Regions from separate parts of the Homo sapiens genome. Here regions 2, 3, 4 and 5 are each linked to region 1. The links are chromatin contacts, found by Hi-C or POLR2A ChIA-PET in ENCODE. All regions are on one chromosome and are shown on one strand. The core of a region is the stretch at or near the end of the contact, and the rest is flanking DNA. Distances in the headings are between cores, read along the strand shown. Region 1 overlaps LOC101928923 (a long non-coding RNA gene). Region 2 has its middle 73 kb from the start of NOX3. Region 3 overlaps ARID1B (AT-rich interaction domain 1B). Region 4 overlaps ARID1B (AT-rich interaction domain 1B). Region 5 has its middle 38 kb from the start of TFB1M.

Evidence for each region. A loop is a pair of places that touch in the nucleus more often than their neighbours do. ChIA-PET counts read pairs that join two places held with the same protein, here RNA polymerase II (POLR2A). Pooled maps may share reads with other maps.
Region 2: a loop to region 1 is called in a pooled map, with 2.4 times the contacts of the local background. The contact joins two enhancer-like sites. A Hi-C loop is called at or near these places in 1 of 50 pooled maps. POLR2A ChIA-PET finds 5 or more read pairs at or near these places in 3 of 52 experiments (HepG2, T-cell and activated T-cell).
Region 3: a pooled map shows a loop between it and region 1 (2.5-fold over the local background). The contact joins two enhancer-like sites. A Hi-C loop is called at or near these places in 3 of 37 single-sample maps with no recorded cell type and 2 of 50 pooled maps. POLR2A ChIA-PET finds 5 or more read pairs at or near these places in 1 of 52 experiments (OCI-LY7).
Region 4: a loop to region 1 is called in a map with no recorded cell type, with 5 times the contacts of the local background. The contact joins two enhancer-like sites. A Hi-C loop is called at or near these places in 1 of 37 single-sample maps with no recorded cell type and 1 of 50 pooled maps. POLR2A ChIA-PET finds 5 or more read pairs at or near these places in 1 of 52 experiments (OCI-LY7).
Region 5: a loop to region 1 is called in a pooled map, with 23 times the contacts of the local background. The contact joins two enhancer-like sites. A Hi-C loop is called at or near these places in 5 of 37 single-sample maps with no recorded cell type and 4 of 50 pooled maps.

The regions. Positions count from the first base shown.
Region 1 is chr6:156,277,076-156,281,516 of GRCh38, reverse strand. All of the region lies in intron 2 of LOC101928923 (a long non-coding RNA gene), which reads left to right. Among named protein-coding and RNA genes, the nearest start is that of SNORD28B, 99 kb to the left of the region's middle. Within about 2 kb of position 2,161, at least 2 of the 41 ENCODE cell types and tissues checked have a DNase peak (open chromatin) inside an H3K27ac peak, as active enhancers do; they include OCI-LY7, where a contact is called at or near this core.
Region 2 is chr6:155,526,521-155,530,849 of GRCh38, reverse strand. No RefSeq gene overlaps it. Among named protein-coding and RNA genes, the nearest start is that of NOX3, 73 kb to the right of the region's middle. Within about 2 kb of position 1,694, at least 7 of the 41 ENCODE cell types and tissues checked have a DNase peak (open chromatin) inside an H3K27ac peak, as active enhancers do.
Region 3 is chr6:157,060,728-157,065,191 of GRCh38, reverse strand. The region is part of intron 4 of ARID1B (AT-rich interaction domain 1B); the gene reads right to left. Among named protein-coding and RNA genes, the nearest start is that of TMEM242, 260 kb to the left of the region's middle. Within about 2 kb of position 1,856, at least 2 of the 41 ENCODE cell types and tissues checked have a DNase peak (open chromatin) inside an H3K27ac peak, as active enhancers do.
Region 4 is chr6:156,986,458-156,990,653 of GRCh38, reverse strand. All of the region lies in intron 4 of ARID1B (AT-rich interaction domain 1B), which reads right to left. Among named protein-coding and RNA genes, the nearest start is that of MIR4466, 210 kb to the right of the region's middle. Within about 2 kb of position 2,278, at least 5 of the 41 ENCODE cell types and tissues checked have a DNase peak (open chromatin) inside an H3K27ac peak, as active enhancers do; they include OCI-LY7, where a contact is called at or near this core.
Region 5 is chr6:155,350,457-155,354,630 of GRCh38, reverse strand. No RefSeq gene overlaps it. Among named protein-coding and RNA genes, the nearest start is that of TFB1M, 38 kb to the right of the region's middle. Within about 2 kb of position 2,832, at least 2 of the 41 ENCODE cell types and tissues checked have a DNase peak (open chromatin) inside an H3K27ac peak, as active enhancers do.

The DNA.
Region 1 (4,441 bases), core at 912-3,411:
CCTGAAAGAGGTGGGTTTCAGTCAGTGCTTTCCTGAGTGGTTTCTTAAAAAAAAAAAAAGCCCCTAGTTTGTTATGATTCACACGGTCCTGGGGTCAAATATGTTTAGCTACCACAAGCCAGAAAGATTCAAAAGGTTTCTTCACTGTGTGACTTCTCAGAGCCTTCTGTGACAATTACATAATAACTCTCCAAAAGGAAGAGTCCATATGTGGTGATTCCAAAGCATATTTGATCTTTTTTTGTTCGTCCATGGAGCTCCCATGGCTGGAGTGGTGGAGCAAACTCTGGGAAAAGTGAGGTAAGATCCTGCCTTGAAGGATGGGTGGGAGGCCTCATGTAGTCGATGGAAATGGGGCAAGAGTTGTGTATTATAAGCAGAGGCTTTGGAAGGAGCAAACGCAGAAGTGTGGTGAGCCATGGGAGACCAGCTAAAGGGGTGGTCTGGGGACAAACTGGGAGGAAAGGATGATTTTGAAGAAACAGGAAATGAATGGAGGTGGTTGGATTTTTTGTAGTTGTTGTCTTGACAGCATTTTTTAAAAGACAGATTAATCTGTCAACATGGTCCAGAGTGGTCTGGATAGGCAGAGCCTGTAGGCAGGAAAACTCATCAGGAGTCTTTTGTGTTTGTCCAAGCATGGTGTTACCAGGTCCTCCCCAACCTTGTTTCTCTATTACGATCTCTCAGCCGATGATTGTGTGGTCCCTGCTGTGCTTGGGCTCCATGTTGTCAAGTGTGCAGCGTCATCCCGAGGACCCGGCATTTGTACCAGGTCTCCAAGGCAACACCTTTCTTAACGTCTGGATGTGCCTCATAACACTTCTGTTTGTCTGTCTTTGGCTCTACATTGTTTCTTTTTATTTTATTTTATTTATTTTTTTAATTTTACTTTAAGTTCCGGGATACATGTGCAGAGTGTTCAGGTTTGTTACATAACTATACATGTGCCATAGTGGTTTGCTGTACCTATCAAGCCATCATCTAGGTTTTAAGCCCCGCATACATTAGATATTTGTCCTAATGCTCTCCCTCCCCTTACCCTCCACACTGTTTCTTAAAAGAACATGTTATTATAACCTGGAGACATTCACTGTTAAGTGCAGCTTCCTTCATGGTTGGCTGATCTAAAACCTGCACAGACCCCAGCCCTTTATGGTGCGTTTCATGTTTGCATGTCTGTCATCTGAAATGCCTCGTAGACTATGTTGGCAACTAGCCAAGCTGAGCATTAAAAAGGGGATGGCCTACCAGCCATCATAGCCTTTCCCCTTTGAGTTATCGAGGAAACAAAACCAGAGTTGTTTCAGTATGAACGACAGTTAAAAAGATAACTAAGGAAAGTGCTGGTCAATCACAGTTTACAGTTGGTGCAGAGCCCAGCTTGGAAGGACTCAAGGACAGAGTCCTGATCTCCATGGGAGGAACAATTGTGCTTTTGTGGAATCTTCTCTCTGTTCTTGATGCTTCTTTCTTCTCTGCATTCTTATATTATGGGGATTAGGAAGTCCAGCCTGGTGAATAATGCTGTATAATCTCCCTGTCTTCTCCCTTACCTCTTAATTCATTTTGACCTTGACTTGGAAGATATCCTTCTACCATGCAGGAATTGTCAGCCACAGTTTTACACTCTTTGATCACTTCGCTATTTGGAGTGTGAGTTGTTTTTTAAAAAATATACAAAGAATAACTTCTTTATGTTTTTTTGTTTTCCTTTTTTTTTTTTTTTTTGCTTAACATGTGAGAGGTGAAATAAAGGAGCTCCTGATAAGTATAGAGATTAGGAAACAAGACAAAACAAAGCAACAACAAAGTCTACACACCTCATAGCCAACAGCTGCCCAATTAATGTCATGTGCATTTACAGCAGAAGTGGTCAGTGACAGCACAGTGGAAGGCAGTTCAGGTCACAAATGCAGAACAGGAAATATATTTTCATCTTGTTATTTATGACCCAGCCTTAAAGGAAAACAGATGGTACTACTTTCAGAGCTGTTTTGCTCTTGTTTCAAATGGCTAATTCAAATCAAACACAGATTCTATTCTTAGTCAAGGCAGCTGCTGCATTGTCTGAGCTGGGCTGTTTTTTTACCAACAACACCCCTTCCTCTGACAGAATGGCCAGAGAAGACCACAGCAACATCACTGTCACTATCACCCAGTAGTCCTAAGAGAACCGCATTTGTCGGCAGCAGCACAAAGCCTATTGCTGGCTGACACCATTTAGGATAAACTGTGGTTGGATTTTGAGTAGAATCTGGAACCACCACTCCCTTCCCTCTTGCATTTGATTATTTCCCTTTGAAAGCAATGATTTATTCCAATTTTAGAGTACAGTGACCTTTCAGGGACCCTTAGGGTGGCGAAGATTGCAAAGATGGGAAGAGAAGTCAAAAGGGGCTAAGAGAGGAAATGGAATGTGAGAGATGTTCTCATAACACAGAGAAGACAGCAGACACTACTTAGGTTCTCTCTCCCAGGATAGCCATATTGTCCTGCTGATTTTCTTTAGTCAAAGGCTCTATTTATGAGACTCACTAATAAGACTTTAAAGAGTAACTTCTTGCATTTTTAAAAATCAATATTTGAAAACAAAGTAATATATGTTCATAATTCAACAACAACAACACTTTCCATCTATTCATTTCTCCACTCTACGTGGAGTCCCTGGGTTTAGCCCTCCCACTGGACACCCACTCCCTACCCTTCTATGCCCAGAAGCAATCACTTCAAATTTTTCTAGCTGTTAACTTCAGGTGGTGACCTCCATATTTCTAAGAAATGTGCTTATAGTGTTGAGTATTTAGTTTGAGTCAATATCTCTTACATTTCTTTAATGGTAGTTGAGGATTTAGCTTGTCTACAACTCTTCCCGTGACTAACTCATTCATTCAATTGAATTATATTTTCAGTTAATTATCTGACAGTTTTTATGTTTTTATGAGTAGGTAAATTATTTTTATTGTCAAGCCATGTCATGTATTATTAGATTTCATTTCTTGTACAACTTTTTGTTTTTCCTGAAGTTAATAATTATACAATTTTTTATTTGCTTATTTTTATGTATGTCTTTAAACTTTTTTTGAGATCAAAACTTGTCAAATGCTTTGTAAAGTCTTTCAAATAATCAAACACATCTAAGTATCTGTTTGCACTCTCCCTCCCTCTTTTCACTCTTCTTTCTCCTGAAAGCCTCCTAACCCTTGTTTCTCTTTCCACCTACTCTGATCTGTTTGTTGGCTAAGTCTTTTGAATAAGGCTTACTCTAGAACTTTCCATTACTTTTCCTGTGTTGGCTCACTTTCTAAGATTCCATGTCCTGTGATAGGATCTTAAACACAAATATGAGGGAATTCAAGTTTTTGATCCCTTTTATTCCTGAAACTCATGTTTATTTACCCTCACATTATACAAACATAGTTCAATATGGTAGAGAAAATGAGAAACAAAGTGTATTAGTCCATTTTCATGCTGCTGATAGAGACATACCTGAGACTGGGAAGAAAAAGAGGTTTAATGGACTTACAGTTCCACATGCTGGGGAGGCCTCACAATCATGGCGGAAAGCAAGGAGGAGCAAGTCACATCTTACATGGATGGCAGCAGGCAAAGAGAAAGCTTGTGCAGGGAAACTCCTGTTTTTAAAACCATCAGATTTCAGGAGACTCATTCACTATCATGAGAACAGCACAGGGAAGAACCACCCCCATAATTCAATCACCTCCCACCAGATCCCTCCCACAACATGCGGGAATTGTGGGAGCTACAATTCAAGATGAGATTTGAGTGGGGACACAGATGAATGATATCACCAAGATTGGTGAACTTTGAGACACATTCTACCAATGGAAACTCTTCAAAATGAAATATATGCCTAAATGTAGAACTCAAAACTGTAACAATTCTGGAGGAAAACAGGTGGAAATCTTTGTGATCTTGAGTTAGTCAAAGATTTCTTTGATATATCACTAAAGCTTGATCCATTAAAAATTGATTCATAAACTAAACTTCATCAAAATAAAAAAATTGGCTCTTATATAAGAGTATGAAAAGAGAATCCAAAGACTGGGAGCAAATATTTGCAAAACACATACCTGATAAAGAACCTCTAAGCAGACTACATAAAGAATTCTAAAACCTCAACAGTAAGAAAATAACTCATTTAAACAATTGGCTGAAGATAGGAACAATTTTTCAAACAAGATATGCAGATGACAAATAAGCACATGGAAAAGATGTTCAACATCAATTAGCCAGTAGAGAAATGCAAAGAAAAGCCACAGTAAGCCACAGTGAGGTACTGCTTCGTACCTGTTAGAATGAAAAATTAAATGGACTGACTACATCAAGTATTACCAAAGATGTAGAGGAACTGGAGATCTCATATACTGCTAGGTGGAAAGTAAGATGTTACAATCTCTTTGGAAAGCAGTGTGGTAGT
Region 2 (4,329 bases), core at 445-2,944, 750 kb after region 1:
GTTTTGATTCAAGGATCTTGAAAATTTCTAAGCACTTTTTTGTATCTCCTTTTTATTTTCCATGATACTTTAAAGAGGTAAAGGAAGACATTGGGAAAATGTTTTAAATTATTGTTATAGAAATGAACCCAAACAGGCGCCAACTATGATTTTTTTTTTCAAAAACTCATTGTTACTGAATTCAGATAGTTGCCCATCCTTTATCAGCCATTCAAGTCAATCAAGAATAAAAGATTATTTATTTTTTCAAGATTGATTTTTAATGTGTGGATATTCTTTGAAGCCCTCTGGCTATAATTCATGCAAACACATTCAAAATATATAACTGAAAGGCAAATGTGACTACTCTCTGGACTTCATGGCTTGTCACTGAACACACGTTCACAAAACCTGAGCATGTCCCAGCATCCAGAATCCACAAGATGGCATTAGTGTTCACTTTTTTCCCCCGTTTTAAAGCAGTTAATTTTATGACTGTCACTAAATTGTCTTTTTTTTAAGAAAAAGATAAATATTTTTCCTCTCCTGAGATATTTCTTAATATGATTAACAATGATTAATTTGATATCTTTGGAAAGACTTGAAGTAAAAGAAAATGACTTGCCTGTTCTTCGTATCTGTGTTTTGAAAGTTGATCACCTCATTCCTCCAATTCTATATCTCTCCTCTTTTATAAGACCCAGAGGCTGCACTGTCCAATACAGTCACCAGAAGCCATATGTGCTATTTACATTTATTACACTTAACTTTTAAGATTCAGATCTTCAGGCCAGGTGCAGTGGCTCATCCTGTAATCCCAGCGCTTTGGGAGGCCTAGGCGGGTGGATCACTTGAGGTCAGGAGTTGGAGACCAGCCGGGTCAACATGATGAAACCCTGTCTCTATTAAAAATACAAAAATTAGCTGGGTGAGGTGGCAGGCGCCTGTGGTCCCAGCTACTTGGGAGGCTGAGGCAGGAGAATCACTTGAACCCAGGAAGCGGAGGTTTCAGTGAGCCGAGATCGTGCCACTGCACTCCATCCTGGGTAACAGAGCAAGACAAGACTCCACCTCAAAAAATAATAATAATAATAAGTAAATAAAAATAAATAAATAAATAATAAAATTCAGATCTTTGGTTGCACTAGCCACATTTCATGTGTTCAATAGCCGCATGAGGCTCGTGGCCACCATACTGTACAGAGCAGATATTAAACATTTCATGACCCCAGAAAGCTCTATTGGACAGCACTAACTAAAGAATAATAACTCAGGGACCTGAATCTATATCCAGAAACTGATACGTACAAACAATATCCCCCTGTTGATGATATCTGTCTTTGTGACATTTACATTCTGATATAAAAATAGAGGTGAACAGAACGTTGAAATTTAAATGCAAACTTTCACCCACCTCTGTGTACAGAGTGTTCTAGGAGCATTGCTGCATCCTTCAAAATATTCTCATGTGAGTCGTGTGTTTAGGATGCAAACTACTTTACACAATATTGGGCATCTTCATGACAGCTATTGACGTCTTTAATTATTTTTAACTCCACTTATATTATTGAGCTCAGTGTAGTCATGGCTTTCAGAAGCACAAAAACAAAATAGTAGGGCTGGAAAGGGAGCTGCAGATCATCTGATCCTGCCTTCTTGTATGATTCATTAGGCTGCAAGGCCATAGAATGAGGCATGTGATGTAACAGGAAGTCCTTTGGCCCAGGAGACCAGAAACAAAATCTATTCTGGGAGATCTTGGTTGAACTTTTCTGTACCCAAGTTTCATTACACAGGAAATGAAGGGATTGGGAAAGGTTATTTGCAGGTTTACTTTCAGCTCTCAATGTCTCTCTTGTGTTACATTTAGTGTCAGGAATCAAAGGGGTTTCAAAGTCACAAGATAAAAATAGTACATCTACCTTGAGTATTAATTTTACTCAAAGATTTAAAAAGGAAAAGGTAAGTATGTTGACTGATAAGTGATTTAAAAATTATCTTTTTATCTCTAAAAAATGCAGATGTGTTTTTGGAGGAGATAAAACATAAAATACAAAGAAATATTATGCCAGCACTGAGCTACTTGAGATACACTCCCAAACCCCTTCAGGATTTTCATTCATTCTTTCTGCCTTTAGGGACAGTTTTTAAACATTTGAGAAATGCTTCAATAGGTAATAGCACAGAAGTGAAAAGCCTTCCAATGACAAATTGGGAGACTTCCCTGCTGTTTGATAAGGAATACAAGCTCAGAAATTACAGTTAAATCCGTAACAGGATTAAAGTTCATTCACAAAGAAATACAAAGCAATGATGTAATGCTTAATAGTGATGATGTTGGTAATGATGCCAGAAATCTGGGCTAAATAATTATTAAATTTCATATAAACATAGACTCTGGATTTCCTAGAGGCTAGGTAAAGAGAAAACAGAATGGGTGATATCATTCTCATTTTATAATAAATGAAGAATATAGTCACATAAGAAAAATAGACAAACATTCCCAAACTAAAAAATAAAAAATAAAAAAAATCAGAGAGATTGAATGCAAGTGTGTTTTATAAGAAACATAAATTAACATTGTGTTTAATAGCAATTTTACAAATGATAGAGAGGTATTCTTCATAAAGCCATTTCTTAGATTGACCCTGGATAAAGGTCAAAAACATGTTAATGTATTGGGAATTTGTCGAACCACTTCTACAGAAAGGGAAACACTAATATTCTCCAGGCATATAGCATTTGGGTGACCTAACTTGGAAGAAGGGTAGAGCTTAGAAAATTTGAAGAAATGGATGACTAGAATGCTCACTTCTAATTTTTAAATAACAAGTGCCTTATTACTTATTTTGCCCATTAAAATACCACCAATGCCAAAAGAAAGCCATATCATACCAAAAGGAATGAATTTAGATACACCATCAAATATCAGTTGTTTGAAAGAGAGATGATACAGGAGAAGCATCTATAATGATGTTTCTTGTCCCTAAAAATAAACCACCAACAAATATTAATTATCCAAGATCCTACTGTCAACTAAGATAAAAATATATTGCTAATTCTTGTCTTGGATTTTCAAGTGGCAATGGTGATTAGGTACTAATCAGTAGATAACCTTTCTTCCTTGAATATTTTTTATCGCGGTAAAAAGCACATGCGATTACATTTACCATCTTAACCATTTAAGTGTATAGTTCTGTGGTCTTAAGTACATTCCCATTGTTGTGCAATATATCTGTAGCACTTTTCATCTTGCAAAACTGAAACTTTACCCATTAAACACCTTTTCCCTCAACCCTTGGCAACCACCATTTTACTTTCTTTCTATGCTTTTGACTATCTTAAATGCCTCATATGAGTGGAATTATACAGTATTTGTGCTTTTTAAATTTTCTCCTTTTAATGCTGAATAATAGTCCATTCTGTGTATATACCACATTTTATTTGCCCATTCATCCATTGACGAACATTTGGACTGCTTCTACCTCTTGGCTATTGTAAATGGTGCTACAATGAAAATGTTGCACAAATATCTCTGTGAAATCATTCTTTCAATTTCTTTGGATATATACCTAGAAGTAAGATTGTTGGATCATATGATAATTCTATTTTTGATTTTTTTGAGGAAGTTTCACACTGCTTTCCATAATGGCTGCACCATTTTACATTTTCACCCACAGTACATAAGAGTTTCAATTTCTCTACATCCTTGCGAACACTTATTATTTTCTGTCCTTTTGAAGGTAGCCTTCCTAATGGACAATGGTTGTTTCTATGCTGCTCTATCAACTTTGCCAGCCAGACTTTTGGCAGGGATATTGTACAGCAAGCAATTCAAGATGGAGGATGCTTGAACGATCTCAATTATAGGCTAATAACAGAATTGCAAGGGTTGCAAAAGTCATAAATCTGTACATTCATTTAATTTGAAATGGTGTAATAATGGTGAGTAGTTAAATAGTGGTGCCTTCAGTGTACAGTAGTAGTCATCATTGACGTGACAGCAGCAGCAGCTATGTTGTGAGAAGGAGGTATCTTGGGTCTCCCAGTCCTGTTCATAACACTGTCAAGTCATGGGATAGGGGAAAATACTTAACCACTCTGAGCTCATTTTCCACATTTGTGAATTAGGGATAACAATATCTACTGCACCACACATTGTTGGTATGAGGATTAAATGAAAGTATGTACATAAAGAGTCTGGCACATTATATGCTATCAACAAATGTTAGCTTCTTTACCCTTAATCCCCAAATCCATTTCTCATGCAAGTTAATATATTGAGAGATCAAGACCTGAATTTTTAATAAAATGCTGATACGAAGTTTCAAGAGACATTTAGCAGCTACT
Region 3 (4,464 bases), core at 607-3,106, 780 kb before region 1:
TTTTAACTTATATTCTTCATGACTTTGACTAGCACAGTTATGTATGGGTTAGATAGGGACGTGGAGAGGTGAATTTCCCCAAATATGATAAAATGCTGCTTTAATACTCTTTTAACTTAAACACTACTTCCTTACTTTCATATCTATAAAAATAACTATTTGCAAATAATAATTTTTGTTAAACAAACTACTCCAGTAGAGAATGGGTTGAGCCATTTGGACTTGAAAATGGAGTGTCTTTTAGAATTATAGTCAGTTCCTAATAAAACAACAAAAGACAGTAACTTCCTCTACTGCTTATTTGTCCTGAAGAGGAAGGAAAGGGAGTAGTAATCAAAAAAAGAGGGAGAGAAAGTGAGAGCCGGGGCTGAAGGGCAGGGGGCAGGCCAAGGTTGTGGCTGGGGTGCACGCAGTATCAGGCAGAGGCCGGAGCCTGGGGTTAGAAGCTGGATCCACCAGGGCCGAAGCTCTAAAGTGTAATCCACTCAGCTGGTCAGGAGAGGATGTGGGGACAGTGGGGCATGACACTCGTCAGGTGCAGCAGCTAAAGGTGCATTTGGAAGTGTTCTCGGCGAATCCAGAAAGCCAGGGTTGTGCGTTCTCCACTTGACAGACTTTGGATTGGGTTATAAGTGCTCATGAATAAGAAGCATTAGAAGAGTAAAAATTAAACAAATCAAGTCTTCACTGTTCACTGGGAACAACAATACACTCAAACCATCGAAGAAACACTAAGAAGAATGTTTCCGTATCATCATAAAAACTGAGCATAGCCTCTGAGTGTTTTATTTTGCTCTTTAATATTACGAACACACATAGCTAAACATGCGTTCTGGAGAAAGGAGCTTTAGAGTCTCATGAAAAACAAGTATTCCTGTTCAGCAGATACATGCAAAGTTACCTTAAAGAGCAAGGCCAACTCCTAAATAGGCAGTACCTATCGTCAGACCAGATATACTCAGATGGCTCAGGAAAAACTGTATCAGTCAAACGAGGGGCTGATCAGCCAGGGAAAAATCTCAGAGGTGCTGCAAGACAAAGATGACAACAGGGTAGGGAATCCAGGCCAATGAATATCAGAGATGACTGCACAACCAGAATGGGATTCCTACTGTGGAGATGCAGGTTTCCGGCTAGCCTAGTCGGATGCCACAAACCTTCCAATTATTTAACCACCCCATGTTCTGATGCCCCCCTCACAGACTGGCCTCTCCCTACAGAGGTCAGCCTGCAGGTAGAGCACTGCGGTGCCAACCAGTGTGGTCCATGAGTCTTCATCTGAGATGGGTCATCTAGCTCTCAGTATTCTCCTGGTAACATTGGTTTCTGAGCCTTGTAAAACAGAGAACCAGATCTTGGTCTTAAAGACATTTGCTAAAGGAATGTCACCCTGTGATAAGTCATGAAAAACTAAAACCCTCCCAGATAACACACTAGCCATTTGCATATTGTACAAGGACTAGATTGTCAGGTTTACCCACTGGCAGTCATTCCATACATAACAATAAAATTGAGAAGTCTGACTCATTAGAAGTACATTTCGTATGAGTTTTATATTTTACACACATTTTATGTTGGTAACTCACATGTGCCTGAGAAGTTAACATACTATTCTTCCACACTCAATTCTTATGGTATAATAGAATTAAACTCACATTCTATAGGCAAGTCAAGTAATAGCACAACTATCTAAAAAAAAATCTAACAGAGGAGGAAAGGGCCCCTAATGATAAGCATCTTGGTGTGGAAAAGGCACTGGCTTTTTATTAGCCGCATGCCTCACAGTATCAGCTACCTAACCTGTGAGGCTGTTTCCTCCTTTGTCAAAGGGGCATGAGAGCACCTGCCTCTTAAGGTGGTGTGTTAAAAGAAATGCAAAGCACCTGGTATTTGCTTGCTGCTCAGTAAATGTTAGCCCCCCAGCTGCCACCCCTTCTTCCCTTACTCAACATTTCACACTGGCATGAAAAAATGGCTGGTGGCTCATTCACCTGTCCTGGAAACTGTCCTCTCTCCCTTGGAACTTGATAGTAATCTAAGATTCAAAAATGTTTAAAAGAAAAAAAAAAAGGGAAAAGCCACCACATTAAAGATTCTCTACATTCTTCAAATCCAAGATGAGGATGGTCAGTAGGACCCATCCATTCTCATTCTGAAATGTAACTTATTTCTTTAAAATATATTTTAGGCTGGGCACGGTGGCTCACGGCTGTAATCCCAGCACTTTGGGAGGCTGAGGCGGGTGGATCACCTGAGGTCAGGAGTCCGAGACCAGCCTAGCTAACATGGTGAAATCCCATTTCTACTAAAAATACAAAAAATTAGGCAGGTGTGCTGGTGCGCACCTATAATCCCAGCTGCTCGGGAGGCTGAGGCAGGAGAATAGCTTGAACCCAGGAGGCAGGGGTTGCAGTGAGCTGAGATCGCGTCATTGCATTCCAGCTTGGGCAACAAAAACAAAACTCCATCTCAAAAAAAAAAAAAATATATATATATATATTTTAAAACATACCAGATTAACAGACACTTTGTATGAAACAACAAACATCACAGGAGGAAGGCAAGTAGCGAGTGCTCATCGGACCACCGTCATCAGTTTCTTATGGTACCCTGTCCTCATACCTTCTATGAATATACAAGGGAAAATTTAAAAATCAAACTCGTGTCTACAGCAATTAACAAAAGGAGAAACAAGCCATGTTCGGTGGCTCACACTTGTAATCCCAACACTTTTGGGAGGCCAAGGTGAGAGGATTGCTTGAAGCTAGGAATTCAAGACCAGCCTGGGCAATGCAGTGAGACCCCGTCTCTACAAAAAATGAAAAAAATTAGCTGGGCATGGTGGTGTGTGCCTGTGGTCCCAAGTACTTGGGAGGCTGAGGCTGGAAGACTGCTTGAGCCCAGCAGTTGGAGGCTGCAGTGAGCTATGGCGCCACTGTACTCCAGCCTGGGTGACAGAGGGAGGCTCTGTCTCTAAAAAAAAAAAACAACAAAACAAAAGGAGAAACAGAAACAGGGGAACATACAATAGCAAGAGAAAGCAAAAGAATCTAATGTTGTAGCTATGTACTTGGGAAAGTAGATTCGGCTTATCATGACTGCTTTGTCAAACATTTTATTATCTCCAAAAAGTGACAGCAGTGACAGCACGCATGGGCTGTCTTTAGCTCCTTTCATTTTTGCTGTCTCGCTTTTCCCACTGCAAACTCAGTGGTTATTAGCTGCTGGAAAAATTTACCATGGTGACTCTTCCATAAAAATACTTTCCTCCTACCACACGATGCACGTTTGGAAAAAACATGGCACAGACATTTCAGTTTAATTGTTCTTAATTGGGTTGTCTGAAAAACAAAAACAGGCTTTTTTATGCTGTGAAAAAATACACAAAGGGTGGAATCAGCTATCTTTTTTATTTCTGGTATATTATTTAAGGAATGGCACAGAGTAGGCACTTTGGATGGATTAGAGTTATCAGATAAAATATGGGAACTCAGTTAAATTTCAGAGAAATAACAAGTTTTAAGTGTATGTGCCATGTAATATTTGGACTTATACTAAAATTTTATTCATTGCTTATGTGAAATTCAACTATAACTGGGCAATCTTTTTTTTTTTTTCTAAATCTGACAACCCTGAGATGGTAAAGGCAATAATAACCAGGAGTTAAAATACCCACGCCCACTGCCCGAACTCCTCCCCACAACTGCGAGATGTCAAGCAGGTGACCTCACCTCTTGGTTCTTCTGTTCCATTCTCTATGAAATGGGACATCACCTGCCATACCTTGCAGGGTTGACATGTGGAGCACTTCCATGTGCTCCGTACCATTCTAAGTGCTGCAGATAAGTAATGTAACTCTATCTTCACCGCTTTGAGATATTTACTATTATTGCTCCCATTTAAAATTTTACTATTATAATTGCCATTATGCAAACAGCTAACAAATGTAAATTCAAATGCAGCCAGGCTCTCAATTTAATGCAGTAAAAATAAATATATGATAAAATGTATAAGAAAGACACAAATAGGATATATTACAATTAAAGAATTAGAAGGAATTAAACTTTGACAGGAAAAAAAGATTGTCTTGGTTGATCAGTTGAGGGGACAGCCTGAGTCACGAGTCCACAGGAGGTGAGACAGACCACACAAGACCCTCTGCCCATCCAGAGGTGCCACAGCAGGTTGTGGGGTGGGGAGTGGGCAGAGCACTCCACTCTGTAACATTTTTTTAAAGGCTGAAAATAAAAAACACCAGCAGCTCCAGGGGGAAGAAGCTGTAAAAGATCATTTGTGAGTTAACTAACCACAGATGGGGCAAAATTAACCTTGGTGTGGACAAGGAATTTGTTGAGATGGAAAGGAAGGACAGCTCAGAGAAGCTGAGAAGGAAAAAATAGCAGGGGGTTAAGGACTGAATCAAAAATGTGTAAAGTAAACCATCAGCAGATATTTATTACCATC
Region 4 (4,196 bases), core at 1,029-3,528, 710 kb before region 1:
TGTTTGTTCGTTTTGAGACGGAGTCTTGCTCTGTCGCCAGGCTGGAGTGCAGTGGTGCGATCTCGGCTCACTGCAACCACCAACTCCCTCGGTCAAGTGATTCTCCTGCCTCAGCCTCCCGAGTGGCTGGGATTACAGGCGCATGATACCACGCCCAGCTAATTTTTGTATTTTTAGTAGAGACGGGGTTTCACCATGATGGCCAGGAGGGTCTTGATCTCCTGACCTTGTGATCCGCCTGCCTTGGCCTCCCAAAGTGCTGGGATTACAGGTGTGAGCCACAGCGCCCGGCCTACAAAAGCTGTTTTGAAAAATTAGCCCGGTGTGGTGGTGTGTGCCTGCAGCCCTACCTACTCAAGAGGCTGAGGTGGGAGAATCGCTTGAGCCGGGAGTTCCAGGCTGCAGTGAGCTATGATGCTGCCACTGCACTCCAGCTTGGGCCACAGAATGAGACTCTCTTTAAAAAAAAAAAAAAAAAAAGTTAAGGAAATCTGTTCTGTAACCAGTCCATTGACTCTACAACTCACTGGATCTCAAGTTCTCTAAGGACAAACACCACTTCCTATTCATATTTTTGCTCCCCAAATAGTAAGTCCGGTAAGAGAACATGTGCTCCTAAGTATTCACTGAATTAAATACTTTCTGTATAAGAAATTTTACATTATTCATTGTAAAGGTTGAAAATCAAATTAATTGGCAAGAATTATATCAAAGGTATCAACCATAAGCTTAGATGCCTCTGATTAAATATGAGATCACTATTTCCTATCATTCTCCCACATGGCAGCAATACAGAAGACTCCCATCACCCGGGAGGTAACATACATCTACCACTGCTACTGCCACTCCCACCATCACCTCAACTATCCCCGCCATCAGCACTCTTGACAAGGCATTTATTGGATGTACACTTAATAAATCAGCAAACATTGCTAATTTCAATACTGAAGTCAAGGGGAATCTCACTGACTCCTCAGACTAGCCTGTGGGGTAGATTATCATCTCCATTTTACAGATGGGGAAAGTGAGGCTTAGAGATGTTAAGTAATTTGGCCACAGTCACACAACTATGGGGCGGCCCAATTGGGATTAAAGGCCAAATATGTATCACCCCCAGGGTCCTTACTTAATGACTATCTACCTTTGAGTAAAACTTTAGAATTTCAATTTATACACTGGCTTTGTATAGTACAGCTATGACGAATTCCCAAAACTTTTTGAAGATTAACATGTATTATCTTGTGACTGTTAAATGCATCATTATCTTCTCTTTTGCTTGGAATCTTCATAACCGCAAAAAGATATAATCCTACTTCACCTTGACCACCAGGACATAAGACGATCCTTTGTAGCAAAAATGCCAACAGCCAAAGTTGTGAAATTTTGTCCCAGCAGTGTTTCATGGAAGACGTGGGAGTAGAGACATAGTGTGGCTGACCTGACTTAGAGGGGTTTCGCAAAGCAACCAGGGAGTGAAATAATCAGGAGTAATACGAATAAAATATGATAAACATGGCCAAGAAGTTAAATCCAAAAGGGAGCTCAAAGAATGGGAGTAGGAGATCACAACACTCTCAGCTCTCTGTGTTGTAAGAGCAGGATGGCAGAACACAAGAAAAGTCAATAGAGTATGGTAGATCCCTGTGACAACATGGCCTTAATGTGGCCATGGGTCCAAGCTACAGGAGCAGAATACACAGAGGCAAAAAATGAGAAATTATTTTTATGGCACATTTCTCTGATTGTAAGAACGCACATATGCAACTGTCATGAATACTGGCTGCCATTCCCTAATCCAGGTTACAGGTAAGGAACTGGTCAGTTGAGATAACAAAAGCTCCAGGTGCATAGGAAGAAGGCAGTAAAACGCACCAATGTCCCTCCCTATCAGATGGCTCAACATGCTGAAGTGTGTCGGAAGTGATTGAAGCGCACTTCCCCACTCTCCTGAAACACAGGCAAACCAGCTGTGTTGGATGCTGCAGTGGGCAAGTTCCTAAGCTTGCACATGCATTCAGACAAACAGGAAATGAGATGTCCAGAGCTGGCAGGTAAGAAAGCTCCTCTGGCAGTCCTTAACTCCTTGCTAGTAAGACTTTTCACTTCCTAGTAGAAGCAAGAGGATGTGCTGCCCCCATTTAAACTATGGAAGGAGTGGCCAGGAGAAGCCAGAGAAGGACTCCATGGATGCACTAGCCGTTCCTCCCCTCCCCCTCACCATGGTTTGCAGCGAATCCCCTGAGATAAGCACAAAAAACAGTGGCAGGCTGCAGGCACCACACATGCATGAATGAAGACAGTACAAAATGTGAGTCACCTCACTTAAAACAGAAGTGTTCCTTTGAAACACCACACAAATTGGGCATATGTAAATTAAGTCACTGGCCCAAAAGTTTACATTATTTAGCATATTACTGGTCTGTTTTTTATCCTATCCCCTTAAACTCCCTTCTCACCCTTCAAGCTCCCGGTTTGTAACTACTAAGTGCGTCTCCAGCTAAATCCTTGAACAATAATCCCTCTACCTTCACCCTAAAACTAGTTGTGACAAATCTGAATTCCAATAGATCAGATTTTTTTAGAGTGTTTTGCCTATATGTACCAACAGTAAGCATCTAGAATGAAAGAAAGACTAAGATATTGACCATTTCCACGATATTCCATTATCCCCAACATCACCATCATGCACACACTTATTATCTGCTATAGATTAATTACTTGCATTGTATTTCATATGTATATTCAAAAACATATTACAGAAAGTACAGAAAGGTACTATTCAACTCAAAGGAATAAAGTCTCAACAGGCCACGATTCTAGATTCGAGCAAGATACTCTGAAGGGTAAATAACATAAACAAGGGCTAATGGGGCCTGTCAATGACTAAAGCTTATGTATTACTATAACTATCAAGTATGAGAATATATTAAGTTTGCAAAACAAAACAAAAGATTCCACAAGCTAAGGAAATTCAAGTGATGTCAAATGAAAAAAGCAGAAAATACAGGCACAAAACTAGCACTGGGCCGGGCGTGGTGGCTCACGCCTGTAATCCCAGCACTTTGGGAGGCCGAGGCGGGCGGATCACAAGGTCAGGAGATCGAAACCATCCTGGCTAACACGGTGAAACCCCATCTCTACTGAAAATATAAAAAATTAGCCGGGTGCAGTAGCGGGCGCCTGTAGTCTCAGCTACTTGGGAGGCTGAGCCAGGAGAATGGCGCGAACCCGGGAGGCAGAGCTTGCAGTGAGCGGACATCGTGCCACTGCACTCCAGCCTGGGAGACAGAGCAACACTCCGTCTCAAAAAAAAAAAAAACTAGCACTGGTATCTAGAAAACTGACTAGAAAAAGGAAACAGAAATATTAGCTGTAATTATCTCTCTAGAATGGAAGAAAAACAGGTGACCCCATCTTATATTTTGCTTTTAGTTTTTTAATTTTTTGAGACAGGGTCTCTCTCTCTCTCTCTCTCTCTCTCTCTCTCTCTCTCTGTCACCGAGGCTACAGTGAAGTGGCAGTATCACAGCTCACTGCAGCCTGGACCTCCCGGGCTAGAGCCATCCTCCCACCTCAGCCTCCTGAGCAGCTGCGACGACAGGCACACCATCACACCCGACTAATTTTTTATATTTTTGTAGAGATGAGGGTCTTGCTATGTTGCCCAGGCTGGTCTCAAACTCCTGGGCTTAAGCGATCTGCCAACCTCAGCCTCCCAAAGTGTTGGGATTACAGGCATGAGCCACCGCACCCGGCCTATGTTGTTTTATTAATACAAAGTACATATAATGAACAGCCAGTTTGTGTTTTAATCCTGTTTAATCACTTTACTATCATTTTGCTACCACTTTACTACCATTATGCTGACAGCTGAGTTTCCTTTTAAAATGGTAGCATTGGCCTTAAAAAAAAATTAGGTCCAGATAACTATACTGTAGTCTGTGTAGAAGTATCGAAAGCTCTTTAATAATAATAGTCATAGCAACAGTAACAGCAAGCATTTACTGAGTAATTACTATGAGCCGGGCAATGCTCTAAGCACATCACGTGCTAATCTTCACCGAAGACATAAGTTCTGTTGTCCCATTTTGTAGGTAAGGAAACTGAAGCACAAGAAATGAAACAAGCTGACCGAGTGACAGAGCCAGATTCAAACGCAAGGGCCTAACTACCAGCCCCTGCTGTCTCTTATGCTG
Region 5 (4,174 bases), core at 1,583-4,082, 930 kb after region 1:
GGTTGAATATGTTTCAAGATCTCTTTTTTCCTGTACCAGGATGTTGGCTTCTTTCTTCAAATAAGGGGGGTTTTCATCAATTATTTCTTTAAATACATTTTCTGGCCCTTTTTTTCCTTCTTTTGCTTTAATTCCTATATGCATAGCTTAGGTCTCTCAATGGCATCACATAATCCCCATAGGCTTTCTTAGTTCTTTTTTTTCTTTTTGCTCCTCTGATTCAATAATTTCAAATATTCTGCCTTGAGTTCACTAATTCTTTTTTTCAGCTTGATCCAGCAGGCTGCTGAAGCTTTCTATTACATTTTTCAGTTCAGTCATTGTGTTGTTCATTTCTAGGATTTCTATTTGGGATTTAAAAAACTATTTGTATTTCTTTGTCAAACTTCTTAATTTGTTCATGTATTATTTTTCAAATTTTTAAAATTTTTATCCATATATGCTTAGAATTTATGAACTTTTTAACATAATTATTCTGAATTCTTTTTCTGTCATTTCATGGATCTCCCTTTCTTTAGGGTCCATTGTTGGAGCTCTGTTTCTTTTGAAGATGTCATGATTTTCTGAGTCTTTGTAATATTTGTATCCTTGCATTGGTATTTACACATTTGTGGAGACTGCCACCTTTTCCAGCCTTCACAAGTGTTCTTTGGCAGGAATAGACCTTCACTGTTTATTCTAGCCTATGTTTCTAGATTGGTCAGCTAGTAATGACTCTGGGCAGGCAGAGCTTGCTCTCAGGTTCTCTAGATGACTGGGCTGCTACCTTTGCTCTGAATTTGTGTGGGGCAACTGGCTTGGTTCTGCTATCCAAAAAGACCACTGGCTTAATTCTGAAGTCAGACTGAGCTATGGAATCAGAATTGCAATTGCCTGTGATCTGGCTGAAATAGGAGTATTCTCTGATCAGGTGGTATCACTCTTTGAATCCAGCAGTTGAACAGGGCTGTAGGAGGAGTCTTGAGGTAATGTGGATTGGGACAGATGAACCAACTGCTATACTCAGTACAAATGTACAGTTGAGATTTGCCTCTCTCTCTGAGAAGGGTCTGAGGTGGGCTTTAAACTCCCTGATGTAGCAGAACTAGTGACTGCTTGTTGTCAAAATTCACTCAGGATCTGCTGTGGAACAGAGGCTGGCAAGACTGTCCTGGTGGTTCAGACTGGCTAGTAGTTCTGTGTAGACAGAATTACTCCCAGGCCATGGCAGAGAGGGGCTGGAGCCAAGACAGGGTCCCTTCAGGATGTGTTGTGCAACAGAGGCTGGCAAGCCTGTCCAAGTGGCTCAGATAGGTGTGTCTCCCAGCAGTTCCATGCAAAGGCAGGATCGTTTCCTGACTGCAGTGTGAAGAACTGGAACTGAGACTGAGCCCCTTCATGATTTTCGGTGGGACAGAGACTTAAAAACCTGTCACAAAGGCTTGGACAGGTAAATATCCCAACAGTTCCCTGTGTGGAAAGAATATCTCCCAGGCTGGGGCAGAGAAGTACTAGCACCAAGACTGGGCCCCTTCAAAATCTGTGAAGACAGAGGCCAGTAAGTCTGTCTCAGTAACTCAAATGGGTGAGTCTCCCTCTGCATCCTGTGTGAGCAATACTAAGCTGGGAACACAGCTGAAAGGGACTAGAGCCAAGTTGCAGGATAACTTTCAAGTCTACTACTGAAACTGATGTCAGCAAGCAGATGAGCCTTTCTGCTGAGGCAATAGTGTGCATGATTCCTCCTGGACCCTTTGGAAAATTGTTTTGTTTGTAGGTTCAAGGCAAGCCTTTAGGGAATGGGGCTGGTTTGAGGTTTGAACTCAGAAGCACAGTCAGCCAGTCTGACACCTAGGTGCAGGTCTGCACTCTCAAAACCACTATCCTAGGTCTTGGGCTCCACCAGGTTTCACAGCCTTCTACCTGAATCTCAGAGACCCAGAAGGAGACTTTTTTCTGTGGATGGGATTCTTACTGAGGGAAGATAAGAGCAAGTGACCCCCAATCCTCTAACTGGCTAACATCACTCCATCCAGAAATAACTTTTTAGTGATCAGGGTCCCTTTGAGGTGAAGCCCTTTAAGCTTAATGAGACCTAAAAGAAAAAGTGATCAGGAGATGACCATTTAAAAAACTACTTCAAATAGAATGCAGTTAGGCTGAAATGAACCAGAAACACTGATTCACTGACCTTCCTGAAATGTAAAACACTTTCTGGAACCAAGTGGATCTTTCTCATTGATTTTTCTAAAGCTCCTTAGGGCATCTTTAGTGCCACATAAAAAGTACTTGCCAAAGGAACCATGTAGTTTGTACTAGAAGCTCTTAAGTGAAGAGTTAATTCTCAAAATAGATTTTGGTTATCTCAGATCGCCACAAGATCAAGTGAAGAATCCCACAGATCTGGCTGGGTGCGGTGTCTCATGCCTATAATACCAGCACTCTGAGAGGCCGAGGCAGGCAGATAACCTGAGGTCGGGAGTTCAAGACCAGCCTGACCAACATGGAGAAACCCCATCTCTATTAAAAATACAAAATTAGCTGGGCGTGGTGGTGCATGACTATAATCTCAGCTACTTAGGAGGCTGAGGCAGGAGAATGACTTGAGCCCAGGAGGCGGAGGTTGTGGTGAGCCGAGATCACGCCATTGCACTCCAACCTGGGCAACAAGAGTGAAACTCCATCTCAAAAAAAAAAAGAAAAAGAAAAAGAAAGAAAGAAAGAAAAAGAAAAGGAAAGGAAAGAATCCCACAGATCTCACAATCTTTTTTCTGTCAAATTTTAGTCATTCACTCATTCATTCAGCTAATGTAGCACATATTAACTGAGGCTCCAGTTAACTTGTTAGGCAATACTTATGCCTTCATGAGTGCTCTATCACTTTTTAAAATTGAAACAGAAATAAGTAGATATAAGTAGATTAGAACATGTATCCATTCATCCACATTATCCATGCTGAGACACTTTAAAGCCAAAATTGGGTTTTTTAAATTTTATTATTTATTTATTTATTTTGCCTACGTGGTCATGTCTGATACCTGTTTGGGTAATGATTAGAACATAGTGACAGATGTAGAAATATGACTCAAAACTAAACTGGGGCAGCTTTCCCAAAAAAGTAACTGAAGACTGTGTTCAAGCCTTGCATATACATAGACACCTGCTATATTTGCATAGCCCAGGCTTGCAGGAAACTCTAATCAATCATTTTCTGTGTGTAGAATTATTCAACCAGAAAACCATTACTTATTTCACCAGAAAAATTTTGTTTTTTCATTGCTGCTAGATTAGTTACATCCCATCTCCCCACTTCCCTCTCTTCATCAGCAAACAAAGTTTATACCAAATTATATGGATCAATGTCTCAGCCTATAAGAAATTTTGGTTTATTTTTAAATTTTCAAAAAGGTGGATTCTTTCATTTCTTTTGTTAATGTGCAATAAAAATTCTATCTTCTCTTACATATTTCTTTAATTATATTTATTGAGTGTTCTTCACTGGGCCAGGTGCTAGAAAATTTGTAAACAAAAGGAGAGAAATATTGATTAAATAATCATTAAAAAGTAAGCAATTACAAATCATGATGACTGATAAGAAGGAAAAGTAGAAGTTGCTACCTGGAAAGATAAAAAGGGGGAACCTGATAGAGTTGTGGGATTGGGGGGGTTGTGGGTCAATAAAGAAGCAATGATTGAGCTGAGATTTTAATAAATAGACATTAACTTAGAGGAAGTTCAGAGAGGGGGATCAAGAGAGAGATGAGAACGTTGCAGGCAAGGAAAAATAAAGTATGTGCCAAGGCCCTGAGGCAGGAGGGAGACTGCGCGTTGAAGGACTGAAAGGTTTAAGAGAATATAGGAAATACCTGAGAAAATGGCCAACTAGAAGTAGCTAGTGTGCACTGCTCTCACAGAAAGGAATGGAAGGGGTGCATAAATACAGCATTTTCAACTGATACATCCAGGTAAATGCATTGGGTCTAATCAAAGAAACAATTCAACCCACAGAGAATCGAGAAAAGCAAGGCAGGTTGATAGCCCACCCAGGAGTAACACAGAGCCAGGGGAACCTCCTCTACCCAGGGAGGTGGTGAGTGAATGTGTGACCCCAGGAACCCATGCTTCCCTCATGGATCTTTGCAACTCTTAGGTCAGGAGATCCCCCTGTGAACCCATGCCACCAGGGCCTTCAGTC